2 separate regions of the Homo sapiens genome follow, and region 1 is linked to region 2. A link is an interaction called in ENCODE POLR2A ChIA-PET data of the cell type or tissue named here. Cell type or tissue: A673. All regions are shown on one strand. Links, peaks and the distances in the headings refer to the core of each region. The heading gives the core; the rest is flanking DNA. Region 1 overlaps LOC124900165. Region 2 holds the start of LINC01396 (long intergenic non-protein coding RNA 1396).

Evidence for each region. ChIA-PET counts read pairs that join two places held together with the same protein. Peaks named below come from ENCODE experiments on the same cell type or tissue, not always from the same donor. Only the 100,000 strongest peaks of a DNase experiment are listed, where the experiment ranks them.
Region 1: POLR2A ChIA-PET joins it to region 2 with 11 read pairs; 4 of 35 experiments call an interaction of 5 or more read pairs at or near these places.

The regions. Positions count from the first base shown.
Region 1 is chr4:4,560,875-4,569,204 of GRCh38, forward strand. The region is part of intron 2 of LOC124900165; the gene reads left to right. The region is part of intron 2 of STX18-AS1 (STX18 antisense RNA 1 (head to head)); the gene reads left to right. It overlaps LINC03091 (long intergenic non-protein coding RNA 3091), which reads right to left. Exons shown (of 5, transcript NR_199719.1): 3 at 7,945-8,072; 4 at 1,838-1,886; 5 at 1-5. Among named protein-coding and RNA genes, the nearest start is that of LINC03091, 11 kb to the right of the region's middle. In A673, for the core only: no CTCF peak of the experiment used is centred there; no DNase peak of the experiment used is centred there.
Region 2 is chr4:4,838,580-4,846,909 of GRCh38, forward strand. It overlaps LINC01396 (long intergenic non-protein coding RNA 1396), which reads left to right and starts at 5,858. Exons shown (of 4, transcript NR_125765.1): 1 at 5,858-5,975; 2 at 7,860-7,961. In A673, for the core only: no CTCF peak of the experiment used is centred there; no DNase peak of the experiment used is centred there.

The DNA.
Region 1 (8,330 bases), core at 259-8,258, 280 kb before region 2:
CATCACTAATAAAAGAGAAACAGATGTCAGAGACGTAGACATGGGGAGGGCTTTAATATCTAGCCTTACGGAACAAAATCCTTGGGACCCAATAGAACTTAGTGTTGCAGAGCTTTCTCCTGAGTTCAGCTAAAACCAGGCTCTTGTCACACGACCAGGGAAGATTAGGCTCCCGGACACATAGAAGGGTGAGGAAAACAGAATTTATTGGGCGAAAAGGAAAAAGAAAGAAAAACTCTCAGCGAAGTGATAGGGGGTCTTGCCAACAACCTCTCTCCTCACAAATTGAATCCTAGGTTACCACAGAGGCCAGGTTCCTCTCCCCTGCAAACTTCGTGAACTTCCCCTGGCTCTACCCCTTTCCCCCAGTAAGAAGGTGGGCCTCATTTAGAGAAAATCGTTTGGGAAAGGGCAGGCTTCATCAGGGACCAGCAATCCAGTTTCTCAGCCTTCAGGCTGTTTTAGCCTTGGAGGTGGGGTTTCACCTGGGACACTTGGCTGCCCCCTGTCTCTAACATTAGATGTCTCTAACATCTATTCCCCTCCCTATCTTTGCTGGACACCTGACTCTCTCCTAGAGCAACCCAGCAAACATCTGTCTGTTGTGTACTTAAATACCCCCACAGATTGGGAACTGTCTCCTTTATGGGAAAGCTCTTTATATTTGGGACACCCCAGTTTGTTCATTCAGCACATTTTCTTTTCAACTTTTTTAGAGACAAGGTCTCACTCTGTCACCCAGACTGGAATGCAGTAGCGTGATCATAGCTCACTGTAACCTCGAACTCCTGGGCTCAAGTGATCCTCCTGCCTCGGCCTCCCAGGAGCTAAGGGCTACAGGCGTGTGCCGCCACTCCCAGCTAGTTTTTTAATTTTTAAAAATTTTTTGCAGAGGTGGCGTCTTGCTATGTTGACCAAGTTTGTCTCAAATTCCTGGCTTCAAGCCATCCTCCCACCTCTGCCTCCCAAAACACTGGGATTTCAGCCGTGAGCCACCAACGCACCTGGCCTCATTCTCCAACTCTTTACAAAGCTTCAAAGACATCCCAGACGCTGGGAATACAGAGACCAATCAGATACAAACCCTGCCCTCCAGCTGTTCGCAGCATTCTCGCTCCTTTGCGGCCACCTCTTCTGCCCTGCTTTTCCACCTTGTCCCTTCTTCTGTCAAGTGGCTTTTGGCTTGGTCACCACTTTGCTGGTGTTTCTCTCCAGAAGTGAGTCCCAGACTTCAGGTGTGGTCTGACTCACGTCCTATCGGGTCTCTCCCTCTGAAAACCGTGCTTGTATTAAAGCAGCTTGGGAGCTCATTAATGTTCTTGGCAGCCAGGTCCTACCCCTGACAGTGCAGGAGCTGCCTGTCCACTTAGGGGACCCCTGTCTTTTTCACACGTGAGTCTGTTAAGCCTCACCTCCCTCATCGCCTCCATGTGTGCGGCAGTTTTCAACAAATGTTCAGAGTACAACACCTGCCCTTGTTAAACGTAATCTTGTTACACTAGTCCCCTTGTTTTAACTTCTCAAACATTTTGAGTCTTGCTCCTGTTAACCAAGAAGACCTAGAAAGCTCCACATCTCCTCTTAAAATGTGTGTGTGTGTGTGTGTGCGTGTATTCGTACGCACACCCCTGGGTACAGCTCTGAGGAGGCCACCTATAGGTTTCTGAACAATCTTCCATGAATACAGCTCATTCATACACACATTTATTTATTCTGCAACATTTATTCAACATTCCCTAACAAAACTTTCATTCTTGAGCACTTTTTGCCCAAGCATTACAGGGATAATAGAAGCAAACGAATCCATACTAAGGAGTGAATTATTGATAGTGCTCACCTGCATTTTTTTAAGCAGAAAGTAGTATTTATTTTGGCCTAATTTCCACCTGTCAGAAAATCAAAACAGTGATGAATTGCATATTGCTATACTACATTTTATTATCAGCATCAAAATTCAAGTGTGCTCTGCTTAAAATTCAGAAGACAAACTTTCTCATTTAGAAAAGTTCATTCTGTTAGTGACTGATCAGAATGGAATAAAAATTTCATGATGCATACATACTGATTGAATTTTTTTTTCTTTTTTTAAAAAAAATGTATTTTATTCTGGATTCAAGGTGTGCATGTGCATATCTGCTACACAGGTATAATTATGTACTGGTGGGATTGGGCATCTAGTGTGTCCATTACCCAAATAGTGAACATTGTACCCAATAGGTATTCTTCAACTCTATCCCCCACTCTAATGATCCCCCCTTTGGGAGTCCCCACTGTCTATAGTTTCCATCTTTATGTCCATCTTTATGTGCCCATTGTTTAGCTCCCACTTACAAGTGAGAACATATGGTATTCAGTTTTCTGTTTCTGTGTTAGTTTGTTTAGGATAATGACCTCCAGCTCCATCCATGTAGTTACAAAGGACATGGTTTTGTTCTTCTTTTTTTTTTAATGACTGCTTCACCTTCTTCTTAACTATCCCAAGGTGTTTGGTTCTTAAACTGATTGGTGAAATCTAGCAGTCATAGCAGAAGCAAGTGGAGACAAGGCTTGTTTAAATAGTATCATTAAGCTGACTCTGACAGAGGCCTTTCCATACACACCCAACCCTCTCCCCTATCAGAGCTTCTAGAGAGGGAGGCTGGCTAACCCTGGGATCCAGAAATATTTGGAGAATCCTCGGGCCGGGCGTGGTGGCTCACGCCTGTAATCCCAACACTTTGGGAGGTTGAGGCGGGTGGATCATGAGGTCAGGAGATTGAGACCATCCTGGCTGACACGGTGTACTAAAAATACAAAAAATTAGCCGGGCGTGGTGGTGGGTGCCTGTAGTCCCAGCTACTCGGGAGGCTGAGGCAGGAGAATGGCATGAACCCCGGAGGCGAAGCTTGCAGTGAGCCGAGATCGTGCCACTGTACTCCAGCCTGGGAGACAGAGCGAGACTCTGTCTCACAAAAATAATAATAATAATAATAATAATAATAATTTGGAGAATCCTCAACATTCTTTCTGCTCATCCCAGTAACCCACTTGACAGCATGGAGCTCAGAAATGTGGGGACCCCAGAAGCTCAAGATCTTCAGCCCCAACTCACAACTTTCTCCCTTGCCATTGGAAGGGATTGAGGACCTTGGCTCAAATCTCTGTTTCTCAAAGTGATTTCTGGCTCAGCCTATATCCAGGTGGAGTAAAGCTTTTACTTATTGTTTTGGAGTAGGTACAGCCGGACTAGGGTTTGCACCCCAGGAGTTAGGTAGAATTGGAGTAGCAGAGCCTTTAGCAGATCTGATCTCTGGGAAAAGTTCTAATGTGGCAATAATACCACTTTTCCATAGGATTATTACTTAGGTTAAATGGCATAATGGCTATAACATGCTTAACACAGTGCCAGGCTTGTGGTGTTTGTAAATGTTAGCTATTATTTTAGTTAGGAAAGCAAGCTAATGCAGAACATGATACCTAATACAAAATCCTCCTTATGCTTAAACAGAGAAGGAGTTATTTTTCGCATACAGTAAGATGTCTAGAAGTAGGTAGTTGCAGGTTTCAGTTCAGGAGCTCAAAAATGATGGGGCCAATGTCTCTGAAATTCTGGACATTTCTTCCTAGATGCAAGAGGGCTGTTAGAACTCAGGCAATTGCATCCTTGTTTAAGCCTGGAGAGAGGGGGAAGACTGCCTTAACCACATCTGACATCTTTCATCAGGAAAGAAAAGCCTTTCCCAGAAATCCATGAGAAAATTTTTGTTTAGGTCTCAAGGGCCAGAACTGGGTCACTAGCTACTCCCTAGCTGCAGAGAGGCTGGGAAAGTTAGGAACAGGATAATCATGATTGGCACACCAGTAATGAGCCATTGCCAGGAAGGAGTAAGCAGTTTAGATCGTAACGGTGATTACCGCAGTGATTGTTACCAGCTCTAGCCTGCCTTCCATCCATCTACTTCTCATTTGTAGCAAATTATCAAGTGGTCTCATGCCAGTTATAAATATTATTCATTGTACTCACAGCTCCCTGCACTAAGCCAGCTTTTCTCTTAACCTTTCCCTGTCCATCTGGATAACATTTCTTATTGTTACTCCTTCCCCAGGAGGATTTCTGTACTAGTCGCTATTGCTGATTATGCTGTGTAACAAATAACCCCCAAACATTAATGAACATTTTTTCCTACTCGCAGGTCTGCAGGTCAGCTGAGGGGACTCTGGCCCAGGATGTGGGTTCAGGTCTGCTTTTGTGTCTCTCATTCCAGAACCCTAACTTAGGGCACACCATGTACCTAGGGGATGCTCTCCTCATGGTGGATTAGGAGAGCAAAAAAGGACAAAACCACATGAGCACATTGAAAGCTTCTGTTTGCGTCGTGACCACTCATGTTCCATTGGCCATAGCAAGTCCCACAGCTGGGTCTGACGAGGAAGATTATTCTTCCCAGGAGAGGGAAGGAGAAAGCAAGTATTTGCTGAACAGGAATCAAATCCATTGCACCTTCTCAAGCCAAAACTAGGTTAGGAGTCCTCTTTGGGCACCCATGGTCCTTAATGCATCCTTCTGTTACAGCTTTGGATTCTCCATTGCCCTTACCTATTCCGTTGTCTGTCTTCCCCAGTGGATTGCAAAAAGATTGCTATGGCTGAGATGTGTAAGTCTTTTATGAGATCTAGGTGACAGCTGATAAGTGTAGTTATGGTCATGATGGTCAATTCTTTAACAGTTTATTAACAAAATAACAAAAGTTACAAAATGAAAATATAAAGGATAAGTTATTCGAGGACTATGGTTGGACTCTAGTTCTGAACATTATTTAAACTCGATGTTAACATGCTGTAGATAATAACATATCCACAGAACAGAAGCTAGGTCTTCCATTGGCCATAACATATGCCTCTAAATGCCCTCCCCCCTACCAAAGTAGCATCCAGAGGTATGTGCTATTACTTGAGAGATCATTCTGCAATTTAAAATTTAAACTCGACAAATTATTAATACCATAAACATTTCAGTGTCAAACACTGAAGATGCAATGATAACACCTGGCTATCCTGCTCAGGTAGCTCACAATCTGAAGGGTAGATGGTGGTGGGAGCAGAGCAGTTAACAGATAAAATGAAAAGTAGTAAGTGGAGCTCTTATTTGTTGCTGGTGGGAATGCAAAATGGTACAGCCACTTCAGAAGACAGTTTGGAAGTTTCTGGCAAAACTAAGTATACTCTTACCATAAGATCCAGCAAGCATGCTCCTTGGTATTTATCCAAAGGAGCCGAAAACTTACATCCACACAAAAACTTCCACTCAGACATTTCCAGTAGCTTTGTTCATAACTGCCAAAACATGAAAGCAACCAGGATGTCTTTCAATAGGTGAATGGATAAACAAACTGTGGTACATACATGCAGTGGAATATTATTCAGCACTAAAAGCAAATGAGCTATAGAAAAGATGTGGGGGTAGATGCTAATTTGACTCCTTAACTTAACTATCTGACCTTGAACTAGTTACTTAGTCTCTAGACCTCAATTTCCTCATCTGCAGAATGTGAATAATGAGTGTTCTTGTGCAAATTAAATGAGATATGTATTTATACTAGATATTGTCATTTTTTCCTTCAGATCCACTGTCCACCTGCTACTCCTTGGTCTCCCTCCCAAGGAGGCTGACCTGCATGGACCACTAGAGGCTCCCTTGTCCTTTGCTTTTTTTTTTGGTTTAGCCAATAGGGTGCCCAGACAGAAGATGAGAGGGAGGGCTGAGAGTGAGGCTGGGGATTTATTCTGAATGCTTGCCCTGCAGCATTGCCTTAGGCTGTCACTATTCCTCCCCAGAAGCTTTCTAGGAGACTCTCCTTCTGTGTTCTGGAAAACTACTCCCTACCCTCTTCCCTTCAGGCTTAAGGACAGGTAACAGCCCTGCCATTACTAGCTCCAGGGCAGAGCATCATCTCTACAACCTGCCACATCTTTGCAAATAATCCCTTTATTAAACTTTCCTAAGAAAATCCCAATTTAAAAAAAAAAAAAAAAAAAAAAAAAAAGAAAAGATGTGGGGGAACCTTAAATGCATATTGCTAGTAAAAGAAGCCAATCGGAAAGGCTACATACTGCAAGATTTCAACTATAGGACATTCTGGAAAAGGCACAACTATGGAGACAGTAAAAAGATCAGTGGTTGCCAGGGGCTCAGGGGAGGGAGAGAGGGATAAATAGGTCGAACACAATATTTTTAGGGCAATGAAACTATTCTGTATGATACTGTAATGGTTGATACCTGTCATTATATCTTCATCAAACCTATAGAATGTACAATACAAACAGTGAACCCTAACGTAATCTATAGATTTTGGTTGATAATAATGTATCCATATTTAGTCATCAATTGTAACAAATGTACCACACTAATGCAAGATGTTAATATAGGGGAAAGTCCGAGAAGAGGTGTTGAGGAAGTTATATGGTAACTATACTTTCTACTCAATTTTTCTGTAAACCTGCAACTGCCCCCCAGAATAGTCTATTAATGTAGAGAACAAGGTAATAAAGTGCAATAAAAGGGATATGTACAAAGTGTTATGACAACACAGAGAAAGCACACAGGGAAACCCTTCCAGGGGAGATGGGTTTGAACTGAGTCTTGAAGGACAATAGAAATTCACCAGGTAGAGCAAGGAGAAAGGTGAACCTGGCGGAAAGCACCACCTGTACCAAGGTGTCAATGACAGGATCATCACCTGTTGTGTCCACTGACCAAGTATCTAGAGTGCTGCCTGCCCTAGAGAGGGCGCTCAATAAATATTTGTTGAGTGAACGGATGGTAACTTGACAGGACATAACACGGTGGAGCTTTATTTCCTAGCTAGGCATAAAGACTATCGAAAAGTGCAATAGGTACTTTTTTTTTTTTTTAAGACGGAGTTTTGCTCTTGTTGCCCAGGCTGGAGTGCAATGGTGTGATCTCAGCTCACCGCAACCTCTGCCTCCTGGGTTCAAGCAATTCTCCTTCCCCAGCCTCCTGAGTAGCTGGGATTACAGGCATGTACCACCACACCTATCTAATTTTGTATTTTTAGTAGAGACAGTGTCTCTCCATGTTGGTCAGGCTGGTCTCAAACTCCCGACCTCAGGTGATCCACCCCACTCAGCCTCCCAAAGTGCTGGGATTATCGGTGTGAGCCACCGCGCCAGGCCAATAGGGCCATATTTTATAACCTCCCCTTCCTATCCATCCTTAATGGTGAAAAGGGTATCAAATGTTTCCAATTGCTCTTTGGCTGGGGAAAAAACATCTTCTTGATGTTGATATTCATGCTCTAAAGGTAATTAGATGCCAGAGAAGAGACCGGATTGTAGGCGATGGCAGCTTGCTTACAGTATACATTTATAAACAAGCAAAATCAAAACTGTAAAGTCGCATTTCAAGATGGTTTTGTGTTTCTCCACATTGAGCCAACAGCCTGTGGACGATATCATATACTCCACTGGAATTGGCCGCCTGGGCCAAATGAGAAAGCTATCTCCATAGAGGCTTTGAAGCAGAAGGTTTGGGCACTGAGCAGGGAGGGAGAAGCGCCACCCCTGCGGGGCTTAGCTCAGTCCACAGGGTCTGGGGGCAAATCTCATGCAAAACACGAGTGGGACTGGTACCAACGTCAAAGAAGAGACACTTTGGAATCCAGCCTCTGTCACCAGGAGCTTCCCCTCCAGGCCTCTGGCAGAGAGGTGTGGTCCTTCCTCCCTGATCTTTCATCTCTTGGAATCTCTAGTTGCTAGGCGCGGGTGAACAGTGTCAAAACCCAGCCCATGATAGATTTATCATCCCCCTTACTGAGAACTGCCTATGGCCACATACTGTGCTTAGCATGTACACATTTTGGTTTATATAAACCTTCCAACAAGGTGCCAGGTGGGTAACGTGATTGAGATTAGGAAACTCAGGCTGAGGAAAGTTAAGTCACTTACTCAGTGTCACCTGGGAATAAGTGGCAGGGCTGGGGTTAGAACTCCCATCTGTCTGGCTTCAAGCTTATGTGCTTTCCATTATGTGCAGCCACCCTGCCAACTACTCAGCAGGGGCCTTCTGATGGACACTGTGAGAGGACAAGACACAAAAGAAATGTATACAATGGAGAAGACAATGATACAAATGATACAAAGGAGAAGACAATGGGCTTCTCCTTTGCCCCTGAGACTTCCTTTGAAAAATAATTTGCAAAATCCCGCTCCCTGTGCCTTGCTCTAGAGTTTGAAGGCTTGGGCCTGTGAACAGTGAGCTCTCAGGAGGCACAGATCGCTCCCTTAGGCACCATGCTTGAGACTTGACCACATTTCAGGCTGGCTCCGCCTGC
Region 2 (8,330 bases), core at 187-8,186:
TGGAAGTGGGAGTGACAGAGGGCATTGCAGGCTGCCCATTTTGGGGGCTTCAAGGGACACCCTGCCCTACCCCAAAGGAAGGAAATCAAGCTTCGAACGCGGCCACTGACAGAGCCGCCTTGCCCAGATTCCAGGCCTGTGGTTTTTTCTTCCTATTTGTAAGCATTTTGATGAGGTCAGAATTAAAATCAGTTTCCATGGTGAGGAAGGAGGGAGAGACTTAGAAACAGGGACACAGACAGGCACAAAGAGAGAAACAAGAAAAGGGACAGCTGGGAGGGAGGGAGAGAGACAGAGAGACAGAGGGAGAAGAGAGAGGAGAGAAAGGCGGAGAGGCTGGGCCAGGGTAGGAGGCTGTGTCCACCTGCACACATCTCCCACAGTTGGTTTTAGCAAATATGTTGACATGACCCAGATGAAAAGATATCAGGAAGCAGTGGAGATCGAGGCTCTGGGTCCACCTGTGAGAAAGTGAGCAAGGGAGAGGCCTTTGCTCCCACGTGCCCGCCCCAGCTCCCGGCTGTGTGTGTCCCTGAGAGAGGGTGGGGCAGGAAGGGAGAGAGGAAAATGTGGAGAGCAGAAACAAGGGAACGGAAAGATGGGGGAAAAGGGAGCCGAGACCAGACAGAAAAAAAGGCAAAAGGGCAAAAGGGGCTGGAGAGCAAAGCTCTCGAAGATGATGGTGAGGCATGAGCCAGTGGCCACAGTCTCAGCCAGGAGAGGACTCCCCGCCCGCCCCTGGCTGTGCAGCCTGCACCTGGGCCTCAGGACACCTTGCTGGAAATCGGAAGGAGCCTGTCTGTGCAGTGGGGATGGCAATAGGGCTGATGTGGGTGGCGGGTTTGAGGATGCCTCCCCACAAGTCTCAGGAACTTCTCCAGCTCAACCCCTTCCCTGTGAAAGCCCCTCTTGGGGGCACTCAGCTCTAACCTGAATGAACCCACTGAGCGTTTACAGCCACACTCTGAAGGAGCTTGGTTCAGTTACCTGCCATTTTGGATGTGTGACCCAGAGAGGTTGAGAAACTGACCCAGCGTCACACAGCCAACCGGTGTTAGAGCCAAGAGTCAAGCAAGAGCTCCACTCTGAGAAGACAGAGCCCTTTCCCCTGGCCCTGGCCCTGCCCCACCTTGTCCTTCTGGAGCCCCTGCCAGGACAGGACAGTCCAACGCCAAGGGAGCCATAGCTGTCGAAGGGCTCTGTAGGTTCTGCTGAGCTGCCTTCTCAGACTTCAGAAAGCATCCAGTTGCTTGGGGGTCTTACTAAAATGCACATTCCATTTCAGGGGTCTGGGAGGGGCCCCAGGATTCTAGCCATTCCTGGCCAATTGCCAGGTAAGGCTGATGATGCTGGTTTGGGGACTACAGTTTGAGCAGAGAGGGACCAAGCCATCGGACGAGTGGAGTTATTCAGGTCTACGCACTGATTTTTCAAGTCGTGCAGACACTAAAGTGTGGGGGTGGGGAGGGGGCCCTGAGAAATACCCAGCAGAGCAGGGAGGGGTGGAAATGAGGAGGAAGAGGGTCTCAGGATCAGGGGAGGTTGTTAGCTACCGTCACCCCAGGAGCATGCACTGTTGGGACACAGGCATGTCCATTTGGGATCCTGGTGCCCCCTTGATGCTGAGTGACCTGGGGGAAGGCAGTTAACCTGTCTGAGCCTCAGCCTTCTCATCTGTTTAATGGGGACCCATATACCCTCCTTACAGCATTCCTCAGGGACTAAAACAAAATCTGAATTCATTTCCTAGGGATGACATAACAAAGTATCACACATGGGCAGGCTTCAAACAACACAAATTTACTCTCATAGTCCTGGAGGCCAGAAGTCCAAGACCAAGGTGCTGATGGGGCCCTGATCTCTCTGAAGGCTTGAGGGGAGGATCCAGCCCGGGCCTTTTTTCCTGGCCTCGGTGCTGCTGCAGTCTTTGGCATCCTGTGGCTCGTAGCTGCGACCCTCCAATCTCTGCCTGTCGTCACATGACCTTCTCCCTGTGTCGCTGGTCCACAGTGGGGACTCAGAAACAGTCGTTCCCTCCCTTCCTCCCCAGGCGTCTGGTATCAGTTAACTACACATCTCCCTGGCCCTAGCCCTACTGAGGGCAGCAGCATGCCCTGTCCGTCTCTCTAGGGGAAGGCAGATCTAAGTGAACAGGAATGAACCAAATACAACGTGGAGGATCACCAACTGCATGAGTCCCCACCAGGGTCCTCCCCTTGGGGCTGCATTTCCTTCCTTGAACCCCAGATGCACCTCAGGGAGGGAGTGGGGGACTCTGCTGCTCTGTGGGCATCTGGAGCTGCAGCCCCCAGCCCCTTGGCTGCAGAACACATACTTCTTTCGGGCCAGGTCTTCCCTGTCAGAAGCATACTCATGGCCTCATCATCTCAGCATAGAAGAAGGGACCCCGGAGTCCCCGTGTGCCTCGCTTTGCCAACTGCTACACCCACATTATCTCCTGTACTGCTCTCAGCAATGCTCCAGGGCAGTGGATTGCAACCTTGAGTGTGCATGGAAATCTCCAGGAGGGCTCCCTCAGCACAGGCTGCTGGCTCCATCCTAGGGTTCTGGATTCAGCAGGTCAGGGGTGGACCCAGTGATTTGTGTCCCTCTCAAGTTGGCAGGTGATGCCCATGCTGCTGGCCCAGTAAGGTGGGTGCTATTATCTCATGGTAGAAATAAATGGGGAATAGCAGGCTCGAAGAAGTCAGGCGATTTGCCCAAAGCCACCTGGTTGCTAAACGCTGCGTTCACGTGTGGGGTCATCTCGCTTGGATTATGGACCAATCCCCAGCTGATCTTCCTGTTGGCCTATGAGGTCCAATACATCATCTAACCACTCCCCACCCCACACCCTCCCTAGTACCGGGTATCATCCCCCACTTCCTGGCCTCTGTGCTCAGAGACCACGGAGCCTCTGCCCTAAAGGAGAAGGAACAGACTGACAGTGAACACAGCCACTCCAGTGCCAGGCGAGCAGGGCGGGTGCTGCAGACATAGGCACCAGCCAAGAGCTCTGGACACACCTGGGAAAGGGACTACTTCCAGATAGGAAAGAGCAGAATTAAGGAGGGCTTCCCAGAGCAGAGTGGATTCCACATAATATTTGCCTCCACTGCAGCACACTGCGTTCTAGGTCCAGCCTCCTCCCCGTCCCACTAACCTGGATAGTCTAGCTTGAGTGCCCAGTCTTAACCAGTTCTCTCAAGGCCCCCAGGCACAGAAAGGAGGGAGGGAGAAATGAAAGGAGGGTAGGCTGAGGTGGGTGGAGCATCTGAGTTCAGAAGTTCAAGACCAGCCTGGCCAATATGGTGAAACCCTGTCTCTACTGAAAATACAAAAATTAGCCAGGCGTAGTGGTGGGCGCCTGTCCTGTAATCCCACCTACTCAGGAGGCTGAGGCATGAGAATTGCTTAACCCAGGAGGCAGAGGTTGCAGTGATCTAACATCGCGCCACTGCACTCTAGCCTGGGTGACGGAGAAAGACTCAGTCTCAAAAAAAAAAAAAAAAAAAAAAGAAAGAAAGAAAGGAAGGAGAGGCTCTGTTTCTGGGGTGAGAGCCACTCAAGGGTGCTGCTGCAGGGCAGAGCTCTGGTGCGCAGTGACTTTGCAGCCACCCTGGGAGCCACTGTTGGTTTGCAGGACTAGTGGAGGTTAAACACAGCCTCAAGTTGGAAAGCCATTCTTCAATTTCTAATAAAAACCCTGAAGTAGGGATGACGCACAATAAATCAGCCTCCAAGAGTTCCATCTCAGGGTAATCTTTTCAATTATCTGCTTGTGAGGTATGCAGCTCCTGAGATGATCAGAAGTGTGCAGCAAGGATGCCAGCCCTGGCCAGGAGACACCGAGCCTGAACCATGTTTGGCTGAGGGGCCCAGCTGCGGAGCCAAGGGGCCAGAGTTAAAAGGTAGATGAGTGGTAAGGGCAGATCAGACCTCCAAGGAGACGGCTACCAGGAATGGAAAGAAGGTTGGGGACCAGGTAACAGTCCTTTGGGTCAGAACAGGGACTGGTGCATCCACAGCATCTCAGAAAGATGTCTTTGAGCACCCACTAGTTTCCAGGGGCGAGGCACAGAGCAGAGGCAAGGCAAGGCCACCCCCACCCCCCGCCATCGTGGAGCCGGCCTTCCAGCAGTGGAGAGGCACAAAAGACACAGGACAGGGAGCGACCGAAAATAGGCCAAGTGAGATACACAGAAGTGGTCCAGGAAGGCCTTTGTGAAGATCAACATTCGAGCTTCTCCAATCAGCGCTACCACTTATGAGCTGGGTGACTTGGAGGAAGTTAGTTAACCTCTCTGAACCCATGTGAGGGCTCTGCAAAGGAGAGGAGACATCAGGATGTGGTGAGGGCTGTGGAAGACAAGGGTGTTTCCCAGTTGCTTCTTCGCTCACTTCTTGTGCCCAAATCCTCCTCCTTCAAAGAGAGGTCGCTGTCTGCTCTGGCTTCCCCTGATTTCTGAATGGAACATAATTTCTCCTTCTTCTGCCATGTCCCGTTCTCCGAGACAGCCTGTGAGTTCTACTGTGCATCACACGGATTTGGGTTCATGCCCCCACACCTCTACAAGGCTGAGTGAGAACTAGTTTGGACCAAGATCCCAGTGTGACTTGGCCCTGTTGGCCTAGCACAGGATGTGGCTCAGAGACACTCAGCCACTGTCTGCTGCCTGGATGGGTGGGTGGAGAGACGGGTGGATGGTGGGTGGGTGAATGAAAGCCAGGACTTGGGAAAATAAGATCAGAATTAAGGACATGGGGAAAGAGTAGCTTTGCAAGAGAGAAAGAATATTTCTTCCTCAATGACAGAAGAAATTTACTCCAAGGAATAGAGGGGGAATGTGAGCAAACACCTTCATTCATCTTTTCCTTTACTTCAACATGCATTTGGGCTGTATGCTGAGCTTTGGGCATCTAAAGAGACAGGTTTCACGGCTGAATAGGAAATACAACAACTGAATAGACAGTGACTATGTGCTGTGGTCAACACTATTTAGTGCAGAAAGTTTAGGAGACTCGGAGGAGGATCTGCTGATCCCCCCACTAATTAGTAAAAAGAAGGCTGCAGACAAGGCCCCCCCATCACCAGGTGACCCCGCATTCCCAGCACCTCAGTCCCGGCAGCAAGGTGACTTGGCACCATTGCTTTGCCACCTTTGGGCAAGCCTGCCCATGCCCGGGCCTCAGCTCTTGAGCTAATGCCTGCCTGGGGTTCCCAGGGAACTGCCATGAGGCAGATGCTTGCAGATACGTGGGATTTTCTCTGGCTCTGCCATTTGATCCACAGGGGGATGGAATGACTCCCACATCTCAGAGATGAGGCCAAGAAGCTCAGAAGGTGAACTGTTTTACCCACAGTTACCCAGCTGCAGGGCCAAAGAGCCAAATTTTTTATCCAGGACAGGTGATGCTGAACCCCAAGCCCTTCTCACCAGGCTGGGACGCTGCACTGCGTGGATGTTCCGTCTCCGTTGCTAGGGTAACCTCCCTCCCGGCCCAGCAGCCACCCCTCCTGGAGCGTGATTCTTGCACCTGACAGCATAATCTTCTGTGACATCTTAATCAGCACCCCGGCAACCGACAGAACCCGGACACCAGCATCACACTCAGCGCTCCGGGAGCCAGCAGGGCCTGGAGGGCCCACCTCCTCCTCAGCCTTAACCCTTGCCTGCCCACCCCAACCCCTCGTGGAATGGGGGGATGGTGGTTGGTTTTGAAGTCAAACAGATATTGTTTCAGCTTTAAGCTTTACCATGCCACATTTCTAAACTTCGGTTTCCTAATCTGTACAGTGGGGATAATGATGCCCGTCCGGCTAGTGTACAAAATTGGATGAGGGCATTGCAAAAGGACGTGAATGGGCCACAACATCTAAAGGAACTGGGGCACCTGGGAGTTTTCATTTCCATTATTTCACTTGGAGCCAGTGGTTTTCAGAGCGGGGGGCCAGTGGCACCACAGAGCTGCCTGTGAGTAGAAGGGGAGATGCATCTGTCCTGTTGTGGGTTAAATTGTGGCCCCCCCAACCCTCCCCTGCCACAAAAGATATATGAGAGTCCTAACCCCTGGGAACAGTGACCTTATTTGGAAATGGAGTCTTTGCCGAAGTAATCAAATTCAGATAAGGTCCTATTGGAGTAGGTGGACGCTTCATCCAATATGACTGCTGTCCTTCAAGAAGACAGAAATGTGGAAACAGACACACAGAGGGATCGCCATGTGGGATGCACAAGGGAACACCATGAGAGACTGAGTCAGACACTGGAGTGAGCAGCTACAACCCAGGGAACCCCAAGGAATTGCTGGCCACCACCAAAGCCCAGAGAAGCAGGGCAAGCCTCTACCCAGGGTTTCAGAGGGAGACGGCCTTGCCAGTCTCTTGGTTTCAGACTTCCAGCCCTCAGATTGTGGGAAAACACATTACTGCTGTTTTCAGCCATACAATTTGTGGTACTTTGTTAGGACCACCTTAGGAAATGAATATGCATCCTAACAGGACAACTTCGATTCCAAGTCTCGTGTGGTGGGGCCAAAGAGCCCTTGCCCTGGAGTCACACAGACCCTGATGTGCAGTGGGGATCCCACCATGCTGAACGACTTGCCCCATTCTCCCAGAGCTACGGGACCACGATGCCCCCCGTCACAGGTTGGAGGGAAAGAGTGAACGAGGTCCGGGCACGGTGTCTCTCGCCTGTAATCTCAACACTTTGGAAGGCCAAGATGCGTGGATCACTTGAGGTCAGGAGTTTGAGACCAGCCTGGCCAATATGGTGAAACCTCGTCGCTACTAAAAATACAAAAATTAGCCAGGTGTGGTGGTGCAGGCCTGTAGTCCCAGCTACTCGGGAGGCTGAGGCAGGAGAATCGCTTGAACCTGGGAGGCGGGGGTTGCAGTGAGCTGAGATCATCACACCACTGCACTCCAGCCTGGGTGACAGAGCAAGACTCCATCTCAAAATAAATAAATAAATAAATAAATAAAGTGAATGGCATCAAGTCAGTGAAGCACTGGCCCACTTGGCAAGATTGTTAATTATACGACATTATCACAATCGCTGATTTATTTTTCTTTTTGAGGTGCAGTCTTGCTCTGTCGCCCAGGCTGGAGTGCAGTGGTGTGATCTCAACTCACTGCAACCTCCGCCTTCCTGGTTCAAGCGATTCTCCCGCCTCAGCCTCCTGAGTAGTTGGGACTACAGGCGTGTGCCACCATGCCCTGCTAATTTTTGTATTTTTAGTAGAGACAGGGTCTCACCATGTTAGCCAGGCTGGTCTCAATCTCCTGACCTCAGATGATCCGCCCCCCTTGGCCTCCCAAAGTGCTGAGATTACAGGTGTGAGCCACCGCACCTAGCCACAAGCGCTGATTTTTTAAAAGCCCTCATTGGGAGGCCCTGAATGCCCCATCTTAGGGCCTTGCATTCAGTAGCAGTAGGCTGAGCGCCTCAAGGGTTCCTCTTTGAAGGTGGCAACCCCACCTAGGCCCCCACCCCACTAGGGCACAGCAGACCCCGGTGGATCCAGGAGGCGGGTGGCTTTGATGCGCCTTCATTTCCTCCTCTTCCTGCTCCATCTTCCTCCCTCTCTCTCCCTTTCATCCCGGCTCCCTCCCTAGGGGAGACCCAGCCCCTGGCTTGGGATTTCAGAGCAATTCTGTCCCGCCTTTGATATCTTTGCACATGTGGAGAGGGGGCAATCCCAGGGGGCTTTTCCTGCCAGGGAAAAAGGCAACAAAAATGTTTGTTTCCTTTCATTGTACTTTCACAAGCCTGCCTAGTCTTCCCTACAAAGGGGCAGCTTCCTCTTGGAGGAGACTCTTTCAGAGGCTAAAGTCCTCCCTTCTCTTCCAGTAGTTGAATGACCTTGGATGAGCGACTATTCACCCCCATTATATTCTCCATCTGTCAGATGGAGACTGTGATGTAAACCCCATGTGGCTGGGAGGACTAACCAAGGTAATGTGTGTAAAGAGCCTGCCCCTAGTAGGTGTTTGGAAGCTTCATGGTGGTAATCATTATGCCATTAATTTTCTCCACGTTCCTCACATGCGAGAAGCAAACACCATTCAGGAGGACTCTTGCCATAGACCACAGACTCTTGTGCCTCTGTTTTCTCATCTATTGAATGGGTTCATAGTGCCTGGGTATCAGGGTTGCTGGACACATTCAATGAGATACTAACAGTGCCTCACACTGAGCCAGCATCACACCTCTGCTTTCCCTTCTCACCACCTGTCTTTGAATTGTGAAGGCAAAGCCTAAATGTCAGCCCAAATTTGCCTTTCAAGACAGAAACTCCACAACACCCCCCACCCCCACCACAGG